Linked DNA regions of Homo sapiens: region 1 is linked to region 2. Evidence: chromatin contacts called from ENCODE Hi-C data. All regions are on one chromosome and are shown on one strand. The core of a region is the stretch at or near the end of the contact, and the rest is flanking DNA. Distances in the headings are between cores, read along the strand shown. Region 1 holds the start of LY86 (lymphocyte antigen 86). Region 2 holds the start of PRP4K (pre-mRNA processing factor kinase PRP4K).

Region 1 (3,962 bases), core at 262-2,761, 2.6 Mb before region 2:
CATCCACTGGGAGTCTTGGAACGTATTCCTAGCAGACTGGGGGGGGACTACGGTATCTTAGAATGTGACTGTATGTGGAGATAGGGTCTTTTTTTTTTTTTTTTTTTTTTTTAAGACAGAGTTTCGCTCCTCTTGCCCAGGCTGGAGTACAATGGCACGATCTTGGCTCACTGCAACCTCCACCTCCTGGGTTCAAGCAATTCTGCCTCAGCCTCCCAAGTAGCTGGGATTACAGGCGCGTGCCACCATGCCCAGCTAATTTTATATTTTTAGTAGAAACAGGGTTTTTCCATGTTGGTCAGGCTGGTCTTGAATGCTTGACCTCAAGTGGTTCACCCTCCTCAGCCTCCCAAAGTGCTGGGATTACAGGTGTGAGCCATCATGCCCTGCTGGAGATAGGGTCTTTAAAGAGCTGATTAAGCTAAAGTGAGGCCATGGAGGTGGGCCCTAATCTGATATGATTGTGTACTTATAAGAAGAGGAGATGAGGACACAGATGTACACAGAGGGAAGAGCACATGAGGAGACAGGGAGAAGATGCCACCTAGAAGCAAAGAAGAGAGGTCTCAGGAGAAACCAGCCCAGCTTCCAGAGCTGTGAGGAAATAAATCTGTTATTTAAGTCCCCAGCCTGTGGTGGTTTGTTATGGCAGCCCTAGCTGACTAAGACACAGCCCGATTGGTTGGTTCTGACACTTCTTACCACAGTTCACTGCATTCTCTTCACTGAATTGCAATTATCTGTTGGCGTATTGGGTTGGCCCGCTGGGGTGACAGGCCTGGCATATGCACTTTTATTATCTCTAGCACTGAGAAACCCTGGCATTGATAGCTGCATGCGAAGTGCTTGCTGAATTCATGAGAGCTACTGCTGCAGTGAAAGCTCTGAAAGTGTCCAGAGAGGGACAGGAATCTTCTCTTTGGGCAGAAGTGATCTTTTCACTTCACTTGCAAAGTACATCAGATGGAAAGGTAGCCCAGGTGTACGGTGTTGAGGAAGGGCCTACTGGAAGCTGCTTTTCCTAATTTTCAGCTGGTGAGGTTTGATGATTTGGTAGACTCACTGATCATTTTGTTCTTTTTTGGGTTCTGTGGTGTTAGTAAATGGCTATATTTAGATTCAATTTCTCTTTCTTGTACTCTTTGTTGTTCTGCCATTCTCTTCCGCTCCCAGTCCTGGCCCCACCGCTCCTTCTTCCAAAAGCTCCCAGTGGCCCTCCCAGACCTGCTGCAGGTGGAGAAAGTGTTCAGCTGCTGGTCCCCTCTCCCCTCCCACCCCAACTCCAACTGAGCACTAGCGGCTCACATCTGTGGGCCTTGCTTTCCCCATAAACACACATGGGTGTACTGCAAGGGCTTACCGCAACTCTGGTAGAGCACTTCCAAGCCGCTGTCGCTACAGACCACGTGTGTGGGCCAGGCTTTCCCACCGCCGCCTCCACTGCAGCTGGGAAAAATCAGAGTCCAGAGGAAGAGAGTGGCTGTGAAACCCTTCATGGTGGGGGCCTGTATGGGACACACAGAAAAATAACCGGCCAATAAAAAGCCTGTAAAATTTCTTCCTCTCCCCTCACCAAGGCAGTTGGATGTTCAGTTTCACTTCTCAAATTTTAGACTCGCTGGGAACCACAGTCAGAAGTAAAAGGCTGAGAGCAGAGGCATTTGAATACTGTTCCCCCAGGACCTTGAATCTACAGGTGTGGCTGGTCTGGTCTGGGGTAGGATGCGTGCTGACTTTCTGCTTTCACAGGGAGAGGGTCAGTAGTGATGCGTGAACTTACCTCTTGGGGGCCCCTCAGAACAGCCTCCACCCCCAGGTGAGGCTGTAAACTTGGGAAAGACAAAGCGCAGGCCACCATCTGTTTCCCATCTCCAGCCCCCGAGTCTCTGCAGGCTCTTGATGCAGGCTGTGTATGGACCCAGGGACCTGGCTGCAGCCAGCAGGCAGCAGTTGATAGCACGAGGGCTACAGAATGACATTTGGAATCTGGAATGAGGCTTTGGCCCTATTGTCACTTTCCTCTCCTCTGGCTTTGGCTCTGCTCTTAGGTTTGGGATTTTAGCAGTGAATTGTCCAGCTGCAGAACAGACCTTGTTTTGGGAGCTGCAGATGTGGTCTCTGGAGATGAGGCAGAGGCAATAGCCCTGAGAAGTGAGCCGTGTTCTATTTCTGGGTTTGGCTTGGTAGAAAAAGTAGGAAGGGTGGGGAGGTGGGGCCACCCTTAAGGAGGCTGGTTTGCTGGTTTTGGTGTTAGTGGGATCATTGACATCACATCTCACTTTCTCTTCAAAGCCAAGATTCTGTCTTCCTTCTTCCATGTATCTCTATTCTGCTGCAGGACAGCAAGGTTTCTCAGTCTTGATTCCTCAACCCCGCCCCAGCTTCACCTTAATGTAAGAGGACCAGAGTCAGTGCCAAGGTCAGCAGATTTCAGGAGCAATAGAAAACACTATTTTCCCTGGGAGGAACAGCATTTTTCTGAATGCACTAGGTAAATTTACTATTTCTGCTGATGGCTAAGCAAAAATTAGAGTTAGCTCAAAACTTTTTTTGAAATAGGTGGAACATAATTACCAATAAATTAATTGGTAAATAATTTGGATTTCTTGATAGACATCAGAGAGTGGTCATTTGGAGAAGGAACAGTTGTGGATTGATTATTTTTAGGTACCTCTGCAAATAAGTTCAGTGATGATGGCTTTCAACAGCAGTTCTCAAAGTGCGGCCTGGGAAGATGACAGCCTCAGCTTCCACTGGGGGCTTGTTAGAGATGCAAATTCTGGGCTACTCAAGACCTATTAAATCAGAAACTCTGGGGGGCGGGACTCACCATTCTGGATTTTCACAAGCCCTCCAGGTGTGCCTGATGCAGTCTCAAGTTTGAGAACTGCTGGCTTTTACAGAACATAAAGCGAAGGTTGAGCCCCAAGGGAGTGGTGGGAAGTTGCTCTAAGAAGAGACAAGGTGGCCCCTCTGGCCTGTGTGAGCGGAAGGCAGCTGCGCTGTGAGCAAGATCTCGGGAGATGAGAGTCTGAAGCTTATGGTGAGAGCAGCGGCCCTGGTGGAAGCGTGGTAGCCCCTAGAAGGTCCAGGATGGAACACAGAAGCTTTCCCTTGGGATATGTGAGTGCTCCAGCAGTTGTAAAGAGAGCTCTGAACATATGTGAGTGAGGAGAGCAATTGAGGGTGAGAACTTCCTTCCCTGCAAAGTGCGTCATGATTGACACTGGAGGAGGAGTCCAGGAGTGCAGGGCAGGGAGCAGAAAACCTAGCAGAGAGCTGTGGGCAGCTGTGGCAGGGAAATGGTCTTAGTATGTTCTGGCTGCCATAACAAATACCTTAGACTGGGTGGCTTAAATGACAAGCATTTATTTCTCACCATTTTGGAGGGTGGAGGTCCAAAGTTGGAGATTAAGGTGCTAGAAGATTCAGTGTCTGGTGAGGGGCCTCTGGTTCACAAATGGTGCCTTCTGGCTGTGCCCTCACATGGTGGAAGGGGCGAAGGGTTTCTCTTAGGCCTCTTTTATAAAGGCACTAATCCCATGTATGAGAGCTCCATTCTTATGACCTAATCACCTCCCAAAGGCCTTTCCTCCTAATACCATCACCTTGAGGCTTAGGATTTCAACATATGAGTTTGGGCAGGGCCACAAACATTGGCTTTATTGCAGAAACAGTGTCATCTGAAGACAGGGGTACAGATTCTTGAGAATCAAAAGACCTGGAAATGAAAGGAATCATAATTCAGGGATCGCACTAGCATTTAGAAATATTCCAAATGGACCAATCAGGAACCTTGTGATCATGGTGACCCTAGGACATTGGTCTTCAGGCTAGAGTGGTCTTCAGGGCATCAGCGTCAGCTGGGGGGCTTGTTAACATGCAGATTGCTGGACCCCACCCCAGAGTTTCTGCTCCTGTGTGTCTGGTGAGGCCTGAGAACCTGTGTTTCTAACATGTTC
Region 2 (3,844 bases), core at 1,047-3,546:
AGACATGTCACATCAAAAAATGTATCTTTCTGGGACAGTGGAAAAAAACAAAAATAATTTCATACTTGACAAGCAATTTAAAAAGAAGCCACATTGTATAGTGGGAGGCCAGACAGTACAATAGTTAGCAGCAGGGCTTTAGAACCAGACTGCCTGAGTTTAAATGGGTGTGCCACTGAGTGTGACCTTGAGCAAGTTACTTAATTTCTCTGTGTTTCAGTTTCATCATCTCTAAAATAAGGAAAATAAACGTATCTACCTCCATAGGGTTGTTAAAAGAATTAAAGCCTTCAGGGAGCTTAAAAGCTGCTTCTTATATTTATTCTTTCTAAATTTTCTGTTTTGAATAGATTCTATATAACTGTAAACTACTCAGTGTTCTCTAAAGAACTGTTGTAGACACTATATTCAGGGACTCACTATGAGCACCAGGCATAGTTTGCTTTCATACCAAATGGTTATCTTCTTTGTTAAATACTTTCAAACTACTGAAAGTGAGACATATACAGACCAAATATTCCATTTACACCAAGTGCTCTGTGGGGAAGGGAAGGGAAATTAAAGATTATCTCTGTTACTCATACAGCAGAGGCCTAAATATGTATTTTTGAAATTATTAAGTCTAATATTATTTGAATACAGTATGTGAATAAACTATGGCTGACCCACTCCTGGAAATGAATCTGAAACATCCCTAAAATCAAATAAATGGACATAATATTACAGAACTTTTCAGATTAGTAGAAAATGTAACCACATAGCATGAGATCTGCACGGTACTGGCATAAACACTGTAATTGTGCCACACAATGAACTTGGTGAGAAACAGTAAGAGGTTAAAGCTAATTTAAAACTTCAGAATCCATTTGTTCTCTGCTAAGTCAAATTGTAAAAATAATACAGCAGTTTTGAAAAGCCCTTAATTAAAAATTCCGTTTCTCTGCCTAGCTGAGTAATGCAGATGATTGAGGAGCCCAAAACTGGATGCACAGCAATTAAGTGTCAGGTTGTCTGGTGGCAAAGATTTCTTCTATCGCTCAGTCACAAGTTGCTGGGAGACTATACCTCTTTCTAAGATGGCTGGAAACAGATCAGACAGTGCAGATGCAAAAAAAAACAAAAAACAAAACAAAAAAAAAAAACGGTCGCTATAGGAACATTGCCGTAAAATCCATTCTCTCTGTTAAGGTTCTTGTTTGAGTTTTCCTAACATAGACATGAACAGCAAAATACTGCTTTAAGTTAACCAATGGTTAACCTTTGCAGCATACACTCGTATTTTTTTTTTTTTCATTTTTCATTTGGCCGCATGGATTCTTAATGTTAGCTTAATTATAGACATAAAGTGGTTTGGCAGTAGCTAGCAATTCCCACTACTCCTTCCACTCGTCCTCCTAAAGAAGGGTTATAAACTCAGGCAAAAAAAAAAAAAAAAAAAAAATGCCAGGCCTCAAAACCAAAGACTCTATCTTACTTTGCCTCAAGTTTGCAAGTTGGTAAAAAAGCTGCCGGTAGGCACTCAAAACAAAACAAAACAATACTGGGTGACTGCTGGACTAAAGAGTACAAGGTGACGAGATCAAGTATCCCGCTAGCCACAGACTAGCTCTGGGATGGCCAGAGAGTGTGACCCCAGCACCTCCGCTCTCTGCTTTCAGGTCCTAAACTGACACCAGTAAAAGGACGACTGGGGGTACCGCATGAGGAAGAAAAGACTTAGGGCTTGGCCCGCCTGCTGCCACTGACCCTCGTGTCCCCAACACAGATGCCGCTAAGAGCTGCGGCCAGGGAGCTCAGATGGGTCCCCAAAAGAGGCATAGGAAAGCGCGACCTCACTGCCGCGGCAGCCGCCACGCGCACCGGACCTGTAGAGGCCGCTCGCGCCTACGCCTCCCGGGGCAACGACGCGCGGCAGGCCGCGGCCGCCTTCACCCCAGCAGCCACGGCCTCTGGGAGAAGGAAGCTCGAAGGCCGCCTGCTCCCCATGCCTCCCACCCCACAACGAATCGCGCCGGAAAAAGCAAAGTTTGACTCTCGCCGTTAGGCCCGAACTTTCCCGCCACCCCGTGCAGCTCCCACTCGGCAGTCCCCGGGCTCCAGCTTCTGGCCCACTCACAGAGACTACTTACTCTGGCTGCTCCCGTAGCGACTGGGTCTCCGCGGCGGCCATCTTGAACTTCCTGACTCCTCGGCGGCGGTGGCGGCGGCTCCCGGACGGTGGAGGGTAGGGGAAGTGGAGGAAGAAGGAAAAGAGCTGCCGCGCATGTGCCGACCGTGTAGGGAAGAGCTGGGTTCTGAGTCCGCGCTAAGAATCCGGATATAAAACCCCACGTCCCGGGACTAGCGCAGGGCGTAGTGTCGCAGCTTCCGGGAGCATGGTGGGCGGTGCTGCTAAGGATTGAGGTCGAGTGTCAAGCTTGAGCTCTTCAGTCAATGCTAGAAATGGACGTTTAGTTATTGAATCCCGCTAACGAGGGGAGCCAACAAGAGAGGGATGTCGGCATCGGGTGTGCGGTTCCAAGAACTGATTGGCTGTGGAGATTAGAAGTTAGGTGAAAATTCTCTTAAACTCGGGCAAACGAATTGATGATTTTTCCCCTGGTCGGTGTTAGAGACACAGTAAATGCTTAACCATCTCGCTAGACAGCTCAACTGAAGTGGCATTAACTTCCCGGGAAAGTGTGTAGAAAGGCATTTTTAAATACTGTAAACTCGAACGTAAATATCTTTTAATGTGGAACTGTTACTACATTTAACACTGAACATCTTTTCAACTTTTACATAGTTCAAGGGTGACACGATTCAGTTCGTTATTTCCGTAATTGGAACGTGTAATGTTTTTTGGCCCAAGTTGCGTTATGTGATTTTGTTTTCTTCTATAACGACTCTACAGTAATGGGGTAGAATGGAATATTGTGGGGAAAACATTTACTGGCTCTTGGAGAACTCTCAAAACCAATTAGGTTCTTTAATTCCTCTTTAAAAAAATATTTCTCGCCTGGCGCTGTGGCTCACCCCTGTAATCCCAGCACCTTGGGAGGCCGAGGCGGGCGGATCACCTGAGGCCAGGATTTGGAGACCAGCCTGGCCAACATGGTGAAACCCCGTCTCTATTAAAAATACAAAAAATTAGCTGGGCGTGGTGGCGCTCGCCTATAATCCCAGCTACTCCGGAGGCTGAGGCAGGAGAATCGCTTGAACCCGAGAGGCGGAGTTTGCACTGAGATCACGCCACTGCACTCCAGCCTGGGCGACAGAGCAAGATTCCATCTCAAAAAAAAAAAAAAAATTATCCATACTTTGGAACCTGGAAGCAGCGTGACGATCACTTTCATTCTTGTAATCATCTGAGTTTGCCTTTGTCCTAGAAAATTGAGTTCGGAATCTCCAGACTCCATACATATCTCTTGATTTCCAGGGGAGAAGGGTTTTAAATGTTCTTACAAAATGTCTCTTGTTGCCTGAATTCCAAACGTTTTGAAATGTTAGGGCCGGGCGCGGTGGCTCACGCCTGCAATCCTCTAGCACTTTGGGAGGCCGAGGCGGGCGGATTGCCTGAACTCAAGAGTTCGAGTCCAGCCTGGCCAACATAGCGAAACTCCGTCTCTGCTAAAAATACAAAAAATTAGCCGGCGTGGTGGCGCCTGTAGTCTCAGCTACTCGGGAGGCTGAGGCAAGAGAATCGCTTGAACCCGGGAGGCCGAGATCGCGCCATTGCACTCCAGCCTGGGCAACAAAAGCAAAAACGCCGTCTCAAATAAATAAATGAAATAAACTTAGTAAACTATTTTTAAATAATGTTAAAATTAACGGTGTACGTAGTAGAACTGTGAGAGATCTCATC

Evidence for each region. Hi-C counts contacts between places; a loop is a spot of excess contacts on that map. Pooled maps may share reads with other maps.
Region 1: a loop to region 2 is called in a map with no recorded cell type, with 11 times the contacts of the local background. The contact joins the promoter of LY86 here to the promoter of PRP4K in region 2. A Hi-C loop is called at or near these places in 4 of 37 single-sample maps with no recorded cell type and 6 of 50 pooled maps.

The regions. Positions count from the first base shown.
Region 1 is chr6:6,586,269-6,590,230 of GRCh38, reverse strand. LY86 (lymphocyte antigen 86) reads right to left here and starts at 1,511. Exons shown (of 5, transcript NM_004271.4): 1 at 1,361-1,511. The coding sequence starts at 1,496. All of the region lies in intron 1 of LY86-AS1 (LY86 antisense RNA 1), which reads left to right. RefSeq lists enhancers at 2,985-3,114, 3,125-3,214.
Region 2 is chr6:4,019,752-4,023,595 of GRCh38, reverse strand. It overlaps PRP4K (pre-mRNA processing factor kinase PRP4K), which reads right to left and starts at 2,296. Exons shown (of 15, transcript NM_003913.5): 1 at 2,130-2,296. The coding sequence starts at 2,170. LOC124901245 (a long non-coding RNA gene) reads left to right here and starts at 2,429. Exons shown (of 2, transcript XR_007059415.1): 1 at 2,429-3,844. RefSeq lists enhancers at 1,054-1,113, 2,156-2,465.